2 separate regions of the Homo sapiens genome follow, and region 2 is linked to region 1. Evidence: chromatin contacts called from ENCODE Hi-C or POLR2A ChIA-PET data. All regions are on one chromosome and are shown on one strand. The core of a region is the stretch at or near the end of the contact, and the rest is flanking DNA. Distances in the headings are between cores, read along the strand shown. Region 1 overlaps XPO6 (exportin 6). Region 2 holds the start of SRCAP (Snf2 related CREBBP activator protein).

What was found. A loop is a pair of places that touch in the nucleus more often than their neighbours do. ChIA-PET counts read pairs that join two places held with the same protein, here RNA polymerase II (POLR2A). Pooled maps may share reads with other maps.
Region 2: a loop to region 1 is called in a pooled map, with 8 times the contacts of the local background. The contact joins the promoter of SRCAP here to the enhancer-like site in region 1. A Hi-C loop is called at or near these places in 2 of 50 pooled maps. POLR2A ChIA-PET finds 5 or more read pairs at or near these places in 2 of 52 experiments (BJ and activated T-cell).

The regions. Positions count from the first base shown.
Region 1 is chr16:28,185,885-28,191,176 of GRCh38, reverse strand. All of the region lies in intron 1 of XPO6 (exportin 6), which reads left to right. Among named protein-coding and RNA genes, the nearest start is that of XPO6, 23 kb to the left of the region's middle. RefSeq lists a silencer at 1,670-1,809 and enhancers at 2,202-2,251, 3,336-3,505. Within about 2 kb of position 2,661, at least 11 of the 41 ENCODE cell types and tissues checked have a DNase peak (open chromatin) inside an H3K27ac peak, as active enhancers do.
Region 2 is chr16:30,696,394-30,701,685 of GRCh38, reverse strand. SRCAP (Snf2 related CREBBP activator protein) reads right to left here and starts at 2,515. Exons shown (of 34, transcript NM_006662.3): 1 at 2,444-2,515; 2 at 1,705-1,778; 3 at 808-1,070. The coding sequence starts at 861. LOC730183 (a long non-coding RNA gene) reads left to right here and starts at 2,626. Exons shown (of 2, transcript NR_144637.2): 1 at 2,626-2,805; 2 at 3,755-3,979. It also overlaps the pseudogene RNU6-1043P. RefSeq lists silencers at 2,495-2,724, 2,865-3,274 and enhancers at 2,444-2,738, 3,395-3,584, 3,615-3,704.

The DNA of each region.
Region 1 (5,292 bases), core at 1,412-3,911:
AGGCTGTGTAACTGTGGTGAAAATAAACCTGGCACCTGAGAGAATAATTCTTTCCTATTGTATCCTTTTCTCCATTTCTCTTTCCCATATGCCTAGCTAGCTGGGAGCAGCCAGGGGCAAGGTAGAGGGTACCGGCCAGTGGATGGTATTTTAAAAACTGTTTATTTCAAAATGATTTCAAATAGAAAGATTTCAAGGAATAAGTTATACAAAGATCTCTCATACCCTTTACCCAAACTCACCTACCGTTAATATTTTGTCCTGTTAACGTTATTTGCACGTTCCCTCTTTATATGTATATATAGACATATATGCATGTACATGCATGTACATTCACACACACATGTATTTTTTTCTGAACAATTTTAGAGTAAGTTGCCTTTGTCATGGTCCATTGCCCTATATCATATATTTCTTAATAGGGGCATTCTCCCACATGACTATGGTACAGTTACCATCTTCGGTTAATAGAACATTGATTCAGTACTTTGATCTAACCTACTACCACCTGTATTCCAGTTTTGTCAATTGGCTCAGTCATGCCTTTCATAGCATTTTTTCCCTCCAGTCCAGGATCAATCTGTGGTCAGGTGTAGCATTTACTTGTCATGCTCTTTAGTCTTTAGATTTGTTGTTTAAAATTATTGAAACCAGGCTGGGCACGCTGGCTCAGGCCTGTAATCCCAGCACTTTGGGAGGCCGAGGTGGGCGGTATCGCTTGAGGTCAAGAGTTCAAGACCAGCCTGGCCAACATGATGAAGTCTTGTCTCTAATAAAAATTCAAAAAAAATTAGCCAGGTGTGGTGGCGGGCACCTGTAATCCGAGCTCCTTGGGAGGCTGAGACACGAGAATTGCTTGAACCTGGGAGGTGGAGGTTGCAGTGAGCTGAGATTGTGCCACTGCACTCCAGCTGGGCGATAGAGCTAAACTCAGTCTCAAAAAAAAAAAAAAATAAAGAAAGAAACTGGTGCACCTCTCCATTGGTAGCTGATTGATGAGTCTTGTTTTTATGCATTCTCCAATACTATGTGGATGAGGTTTCCCAGCATAAAACGTACCATCCTCTGTATACAAAGATGTTTCCTCTAACTGGTCTCCATGGGGAGAAAATATGCTGCTTCCATGTTATCACTGCCACAGTGGGATCAGTTGAACTTCCTGGCCCAGACACCCGGCAGTCATCTTGCTTCTAACTCTTGGTCCTCAGCAGTAATTAGAGGAAGAGACAGACAATCTGACTGGGCACTTTGTGCAAACCCAAGAAATAATAGAGGAATGTTCTGCCATCGATCAACTTTATGGTAGTTTTAGATTAAAGCAGAAAAGTGCTTTTTAATGACTAAAATTATGTTTAGATGCAGCCAGAGTGTATGTTTTAATCAAATATTAAATGTCTGTGTGAAGATATTGTGCAAAGTTATGTCTAGATCTAAGCTGCAGACAAGAAAACAAGAAGCCTTTCTCATGCGAGGGGATGACTTTGTTCCAGATTGTGTTAATAGAGGGGTGGGCGCGCCTGCCCAGCCTTAGCAGTCCTGTTACATGCTGTGGTTGTCTGTTTGCTTCAGTAGAAGACATTTTTTTTTCTCCTGCAACTCTTGTACACAATGTTTAGAATGAATTACATCAATGTATATTTGTACCTCGGTCTTCCCTCTGCTTGGCCTTACGCTGTCCTATCACAGTCAGGCTAAGGAAAGGAACTCACATGGGTGTGGCTGGGGCTGAGATTCTGGCTGGCTGCTCACTGGCTGTGTGTCTTTGAGCGAGTCATCCAGTGTCTCTGGGCTTCCCTGATTGCCCTGCTGACTGCTAGACTGTGGAGGGTCAGTGGGCTTCACCACTTTTTCTTTTTTTTAAATAGAGGAATAAAGTGAGATTTCCACTTCAATATGCTGTGCTTTTTTTTTTTTTTTTTAAAGGAAGTGTCAGCTGGGCGCGGTGGCTCGTGCCTCTAATCCCAGCACTTTTGGAGGCTGAGGCAGGCGGATCGCTTGAGCCCTGGAGTTTAAGACCAGCCTGGGCAACATGGCGAAACCCCAGCTCTACAAAAAATACAAAAATCAGCTGGATGTGGTGGTGTGCAGCTGTGGTCCCAGCTACTTGGGAGGCTGAGGTAGAAGGATAGCTTGAGCCCGGGAGATAGAGTTTGTGCCACTGTACTCCAGCCTGGGCGACAGAGCAAGACCTGTGCCTCCAGAAAACAAAAGGAAAAGGAAAATATCTACGGGCTGGGATGCAAAAGAGCAGTAGTGACCGGAGGGAGAGATGGGAGGAAGCATTGTTCTGAATGTCGTTCTCCTGACTGGGGCTTCCTTGATGCACTTTTCTAGCTTTCTGGCTTTTTGAGCTGAATGACTTCAGGAGGGGGATAGGTAGATGTCACTCGCCCTGGTTCCCATGCATGTTATTTTAAGCTTAGTATTTCATCTCATACTTGTGTGCAGGCCTACAGGTCAAAGATTTTTTTCTCTCCTTTTTTTTTTTTTTTTTTTTTTTTTTTTGCAGTGGTGAAGGGTGTAGGGAAGTGAGAGTGATGATCTGAGAGTTTAGACATCTATGGTAATCCTGTTAGCTTTCAGAGAAAGTTTACATGAGTTTGAATATCTTTGCTAATCGCATGTGTTGTAACACACCGGATATGTTTTGCATACTTTTTAACCTTCGTTGGCAGCAGGGATAGAATCACTTTTCTTCGAAACCTTTATATACAGCAAATAGGGTAATGACACTGTTCTAGATATGCCACAGGGATATTTGAATGGCACTCTGGGATACTAGTCCTCATTTTGTTGAGGTTTGGTATCTATGAGCCCATGAACCTGAATATAGGAGACCCATATGATTCACCTCCTAGTAGATTATACAAAATGAGGCTCTGGGAAAGGATGGCAAAAAGCTTAATAGAAGTGTCTTTAAAAAATAGTCATTTTTGGCTGGGCATGTTGGCCCATGCCTGTAATCCCAGAACTTTGAGAGGCATAGGTGGGAGGATTGCTTGAACCTGGGGGTTTTAAGACTAGCTTGGGCAACATAGCAAGACCCCATCTTTATTTAAAAAAAATTTAAAAAATAGTCATTATTCCCCAAGATTAATTTTGTAAAAAGGTTATGCTTAGAGGGGGTTGTTTTAGAGGCCATTAGGTAACATATTACAGATTTAATCAGGGTTTGAGGAAACCACCTTCTAGCTGCTACATCTTAGGGAAAAGCACCTTATTATCCACCTTCAGTCTCAGTGTTAGCAGTCTCCTGTTTTTCAACACAGATTGAATCTGCGTGTGAGCAGAAGTCTGCTTATGGTCAGAACCCTTAAAGGGGAAAATGTAAAGAGTCACATGTATCTTCAATTTGGAGGAATTACCAGTATTCTTGAGAAACTGAAAGTGATACCAACAGTTTTCTTGTTCCTTTTACTGTCTTGAATTTGGTCTTTAAGATAGTTGAGCCACCAGCCCATGGTAGATATTGTAGAAAATACAGACATACTAGATAGAGCATCTTTCCAGACAGTTGATGTTCTGGGTAGAGAAGCCTAATATCTATGACGTATGAACAGTGACTTTCAGCCCACACTTCATGCCTGACATTGTGTTTACTATGTATTTTACATTTTATTTAATTCTCAGAATGACCCAATATGTTAGGTACTTTTACTGTCCCCACTTGTGCACAAGAAGAAACAGTGACACATTAAATAACTAGGCCAAGGTCAAGCTGCACATTTGGATTCAAACTTGGGGAACCTGACCCTAGAGCCTGCATTTTAAAACTTTTGCCATTCTGAAATGACCAGAGAACAGCACCAAGGGCAAAATTCTGTAGTACTGATTACAAGACAAAGACACAAGATGTAAATGACCTGATCTGTACTGTAATCTGTGTAGGAAAATTCATGAAGGTTAAACTATAAATTGCAGTCTCAGAAGCAAATGCAGGATGGGGCTAGGTACTCGCTTATGAGACCATGAGTGTTCAGATTGGAGTGGCTTCCTATGGCGAGTGACATTGAATCAGGCATGCTTTCCTTCTTATCCTCCTAGTAAACTTCCTTGCTCTTCAAAACCCAAATCACCCCTTTGAAGCTTTCTTTCCTTCAGATAGAGTTAGTTTTCTCTTTGGTCTTCTGAGGCTGTTTATATGTACGCCAGGACTACAGGATGTAACTGCTAGGCCACCTTCAGTTCTTTGAAGTTAGGGACCGTCTTACTCATCATTGTATCCCAGGGGCTTAATTTAAGCAATATCAGTTACTTAGTGAGTATTGAATTCTCATTTCTCCAACAAATAGCTGAGTTGCTTAGTCACTCCAGAATTAAAGCTAGGTTTAGAATAATTGGAGCGGTGTGATGGCATGTGCCTATAGTCTCAGCTTCTCAGGAGGCTGAAGTGGGGAGGATCGCCTGAGCCCAGGGGTTTGAGGCTGCAGTGAGCTGTGATTGTTCCACTGCACTCCAGTCTGGGGTGATACAGCAACACTCTGTCTCTAAAAAAAAAAAAAAATTAGGCTGAATGCAGAGGCTCCCACCTGTGATCCCAGCATTTTGGGAGGCCAAGGTGGGAGGATCACTTGAAGTCAGGTGTTCAACCCCAACCTCGGCAACAGAGCAAGACCCAGGCTCTACAAAAATGAAAATAAAAGCCAGATGTGGTGGCATGTGCCTGTAGTCTCAGCTATTTGAAGCTGAGGCAGGAGGATTGCTTGAGCCAAGGAGTTTGAGGCCTCAGTGAACTAGGATCATGCCACTGAACTCTAGCCTGGCAACAGAGACCATGTCTTTAGCAAAAAAAAAAAAAAAAAGAATAACTGGGGCAGAAAAATCTATATTTAAGAGAATTTATCTGGCGGTAAAGTACTGTTTGGATTGGAATTGGAAAACCTGGAAACCAGGTAAAAGCAATTATAGTAACGTAGGCAGGAGATGATTAGGGCTCCGTAGAAATAGTGGTGAGGGAGAAGGTACAAACCTGCAAAAGAGTGAGAAGCAACAGTCCGCAGACCTGATGGTGTTTGCTGTGGATGGAGAATATGGGGAAGAAGCAAAGGCGATCTCAAATTATGTCACCCTTCTGCTTCTTCCAAGTTTTAATTTTTTTAGGTGATTATGGGTCTTGGTGGACTTAGTAGTCCCTTAATAAATGAGTCAATGGCATAGATCTCTGAACTGCTGACCCATGAGCAGCAAAGTAAAAGGAGCAGATAAAGTCAGGGCAGGCACAGTTGCAAGCTTATCACCTTTGCAGTTTTAACTGTTTCTGGAACAGAAAACTTGGGTTTGTTTTAGATCTAT
Region 2 (5,292 bases), core at 1,266-3,765, 2.5 Mb before region 1:
TGCATTCCAGCCTGGCTGAAAGACACTCCATTTCAAAAAAAAAAAAAAAGAAAAGAAAAAAATGGAAAACAAAGTCCTACTGAAAGGTGGATACTCAGGGAATTCACAAATTCACTCCAGGACATAAGCCTTACACTGCGCCACTCAAATTCCTACCTCGGCTAAATGACAAGACTGTATGTCACAAATTTCCCCAGTTTCTCAGGAAAACTATAAATACCAACTTTACAAACATGAAAAGCTTACTGTACTGCTCACTTTGGCAACACATATACTAAAACTGGGAGGATACAGAAAAGATTAGCATGGCCCCTGTGCAAGGATGACACAATAAAGAAACCCTTTTTATAGAAAAATTTAAAAAATTAAAATAGAAAGCTGACTGTACACACACCTAGATGTGTTTAAAAGTCATGCTTTTTTTCCTACCCCACACCCTTCCTTGGTATGAGAAAGGAATGAACACTACACACCATCCATAGGCTTATCCTACTCCAGTACTGATAGAAGTTAAACTATTCTTAAAGCGTATGGTATTAGAAGCATGGTGCCACGACCTCCATTTCCAGCCTAGCCTAATTCAACCTTTTTCAGGTAACGAGGCGCTTTTACACTCTTGGAGATAATATTACACTAATGTTAAATGGAATGTGAGTATCCAACAGACCTGATATACTACAGCCCAGCCCCCGAGCACCAAAGATTCTCCAAAACTCTCCACAAATATTCCCCTGCCACATTTCTTCTGCCTCACACTCAACAATCCACAAAGCAGAAGCAGAGAAGGAACTCTTCCCACTTTCAAACCTGTGTCTGTAGGACTGGGAGCTGAGGGTGAGCAGGGGAGGGGCTGCTCTGCATGGTCCCACTCCCAGGCTCCCCCTTGGATGCCTGAAGAATGACTGGGTTGTTATCACCAGTACTGCTGGCCGAGGGGCTGGCGTCCGGCTGCAGGGCATGCTGGGAGCTGGCCTCATTCTGGGCCACCGGCCACCGGGACCCGCCTTCCAGGGCCCGGGGCCCACCAGGGCGTCCCAGCCTCCGCTCAGGTCCACCAGCCTCTGGAGCACCTAAAGTAGGGTTAAAAAAAAAAAAAAAGACAGAAATGCAGTTAAAGGGGATGAAAAAGTATTTTTAAAAAACCAGAAATAACACTGAATAAAGAGAAACACAGAAATTACAGGTTACATTTCTTGAGCACTTACTATGTATAAGATACTTTTAGTACCTGTTTGATGTGTTCTATAATCCTCACACCTACCTTAAAAACCAAGTGCTTTTCACAGCATAACAAATATTGACTTCCTCCTACACACAACGGATATAGCCATGCAGAAAGGATTCCCGACCTAAATGTAGCTTACATTCTAATATAATCTGTTTTGTAAGTTACGAAGTTAAGACCTTATGATTTGCGGAAGGTTACACAGTAAAAAAGTGATAGGAGGGCTTCAATCCACAGTCTGATGCCAAAACCAAGGAAAACCTGCTACTCTTCCTGGTAGAGCCAGGTTGACCACGTTTTCCTCAACCCACAGCCTCAGTTCTGTTGTTGTACTATAATCAAACCCTCTACAGAAAAATCACATGCAAACATTCCCATGCTTCTCTAGAGTGAAAATCCCCAATACGGACCTATAATTGCTTTATCTCAAACATTTCTCCCATTAGCATCAGCACACAAAATGGTAGCAGATCCCTCACCTGTGTGAGCTGAGACCACACCCCCTGTGAAAGTCTGCACTTCCACGGTGCCGCCGTACTGAAGGGAATCACACCTGAAACATCCATCAAAGCGTATTATTTACTCCAGTTTTTTGAGACGTTTAAATATACCCAAATCAGTTAAAAGACTAGAAACAGAAAAACTACAGTAGTAGGAAAATCTCACATTTCAGGGAAATGCAAATCATGTTTTGTGAATTCCGGAGGGACATACGATCCTGCCTGGGGGCAGGAGCAGGAAAGGAGTGAAGAAAGAAAGTTCAAAAATTTTAAGTGTAAAGGCTCCAACCACAGAATGGAAGACAAAAAAAAAATACAGCAAAAAAAAGCTGTCACATCCAGAACCTCAGAAAGGTGCTACCTGCCTGCGGGCCTTTCCAGTGAGGGCTGAACGCAGAAGTGAGAGTGGAACTCCCGGGAAGAGTCAACAAACAGGCTGGTCACAGGAAAATCCGCCCAGGATTCAGGGCAGGGCGCTGTATATCCCATACCTGCGCCTTGAGACACTTCCCCAAATACAAGAACCACAGCAAAAGGAGACTCAGGAGCAGTCAAAAGCGAGAGGCCGCACTGCCAAGAACCACGCGCCGGAAACAGGCAGTGTGAACCCGCAGGAGGCCCGGAAATGCTTCCCCAGTGTTTAAGGAAATTCCTAAACCACAGTGCCGGCTTTGATTCACTCCCTACTCCGCCACACGTTCCCAAGACCCGAGCTCACCAGAAGCCAACAAGCCTTAACTCTTGACTTCAGGTTTCGTGACCATCTCCCTAGCCCTCCCGACGGACTGACCTCGCGTGACCCCTGACCTCTGCCCAAGTTGCCACTAGCCCTGAGATAGCCCCGCCCCCTCCAGACTCCCACCCCACCCAACGTGCGCGCCGGGCGGGGGAGGGGCCCGCGCGTGCGCGGCTGGAGGCGGAGCGAGCCGGCTGCGCGCACGGCCCAGGGGCTCCCGCCAGAACCCGAGCCCACGCACACAAGGGTCGCGGGGCTGGGAAGCTCGTCATCCAAGCCCGTCAGGGAGCCCCCCCATCACCCGACCGCGAAAGGCTGAGAGAAGGGAGGGTTCGTGCCACCAGGTCCTGGTCCCCCGGCTAGATGTGGTGGGCGCGCGCCCCGACTACTCGTCCCACGCCCCCCTTCCTCTTCCCGCGCGCCCCTGAGGGGTGACTGGGTTGGTGGGCGGGCAGGAGCGCACCTGGGTCCGTCCTCTCAGGGCTCGCTCGCTCGCTCGCTCGCTCAGGCACGCGTGCGCAGAAGGGCGGGAAGGGAGAGGAGACACGCCGGGGCCCAGCGCCGGCCGGCCTGACCCCCTCAGTCTGTCTCTATGGGCGCGCGCCGACAGCCTCGCGCACCGGCCCCGGGGCCCCGGCTGAGGGTGCGCGCGCAGCACCCCGGGAAGGTGGGGGGGAGGCGGTGGCGGAAAGATGCGCGCGCAGTCAGCCGTCATGGGAGGGGGAACTGTGGGGCGTTCGCCATCTTGTCTCCCTCTCCTTACCTGCGTCCTCGGGGGCGTGCGCACCACCCCCCCTCCCGCCTAGGAGGGGGGAGGGCCCCCTCTTGGCCACCGCCTTCGCGGCCTTTAAACTCCCCTGGAGACTGCGGCTACTGCCACCGCCTTGCCTCCACTGCCTCTTCGCGCAGCACACAGATGCGGACGGTGGGTGGGAAAAAGGGCAGACGCTACTCCCAGCGAACCGCCGCTGCCGCTCCCGAGGCCTCACCAAAATGGCCGCCGCCGTCTCGGCCGCCACCACCACCACTACCACCACCACTCGCTCGGAATCGCTATCGCCGGCGCGGCCCGTCTTCTCGCGAGAGACAGTAACTGGAGGGTGGGGGAACGGGGAGGCTCGCGTGCTAGCGTAGGGTGCAGCACGGTGCGCAAGGCAGCCTGGGAGGTGTAGTCTCCCAGAGGCTGCGCGCTCGCCCTTCCTCGGAGCGCCTTTACCGTTTGCCCCTAGATCTACCTGGGGCTGCATTGCGGCTGCCAGCTCGGACCACCGCCACCTCCCTTTTTATTTACAGATCACCCAGTAAGCTGCAGCAAGTTAGCAGTGGAACCTGGGCCTCCCGATTCCCATGGCAGCCCACTTCTGTAGCGCTGCTTCGTTTTACGCGAGGATGGTTTCCTGATAGCTTTCAAACACCTTTGCCATCTCTTCGCAAACTTTCTAGATTAAGAATCCCTTTGAGAATCTGATACCTTTACCCCAGAATAGAACAATAAATAACAGCTACCTTCTACTGACACTACTTGGTGCCTTGATTATTTCTTTTAATCCTAACTGCTCCATTTTACAAACGAATTGAGGCTCAGGCGTTAAAACACAGTGACAGATCCTGAAGTCAAGATTCCTAGCCAAGCAGTCTAAGCCACAAGAATGCACTCGCTGTCATAAAATTTTACCACCTAAAGCCCCCGCTAAGAGGCCAGGTTAGGAAGCCCTGATGAAGCTCCCCTTCCTCCATTCAGTTTAGCTCTTCCCTGCGAAGAGGATTGTTGGTCCCATTTTACAGATGAAGTTTGGGTTGAAAGAAAAGTGGATGATGCCCATCTTTTCTAGACCCTCCTCCCATCACCCCCAGAAGAGGGGATCCCAGGCCAGAGCCTGAATTGGACCTAGCCTTGTGCCATTAACTCCTTGCTATGTGACCTTGAGCAATTAACTTCACCTTTCTGAGCTTCAGTTTCCTCTGTAAAGTGAGGATAGAATTGCTGATGTAAAATTGCTTTGAAAGATCTAAAGGGCCAGGTGCGGTGGCTCACACCTGTAACCCCAGCACTTTGGGAGGCCAAGGCAGGAGGATCACTTGAGGCCAGGAGCTCAAGACCAGCCTGGGTAACATAGTGAGACGTCGTCTCTACAGTAAATTAAAAATTTTAAAATTATGAAAAAATAAAAAAGCTCTAAAGGACTACCTAAATGTGGAGTATATTTCACTATAGTTCAGTGTTTCACACCCATGATCTTAAGGTCAAGGTTAGCTTTCTGATGTGCTTTACATAGTATTTATTTATGTATTCATTTGTTGAGATAGTCTTGCTCTGTCACCCAGGCCGGAGTGCAATGGCACAATCTTGGCTCCCTGCAGCCTCTGTCTCCCGGGCTCAAGCAATTCTCATGGCTCACCCTCCCAAGTAGCTGGGATTACAGGTGTGCACCACCACACTCAGCTAATTTTTGTATTTTTGGTAGAGACAGGGTTTCACCATGTTGCCCAGGCTGCTCTCAAACTCCTGACCTCAGGTGATCCACCTACCTTAGCCTCCCAAAGTGCTGTGACTACAGGTGTGAGCCACCGCCCCCAGCTGCTTTATATAGTTTGTTTTTTGTTTTTCGTTTTTTGTTTTTAGAGACAGAGTCTCGCTCTTTACCCCAAGCTGGAGTGCAGTGTCACGATCTCTGCTCACTGCAACCTCTGCCTCCCGGGTTCAAGCAATTCTTATGCCTCAGCCTCCCAAGTAGCTGGGATTACAGGCACTGGCCACCATGCCCAACTAATTTTTGTATTTTTAATAGAGCCGGGGTTTCTTTTTTTTTTTTTTTTTTTTTTTTGAGACG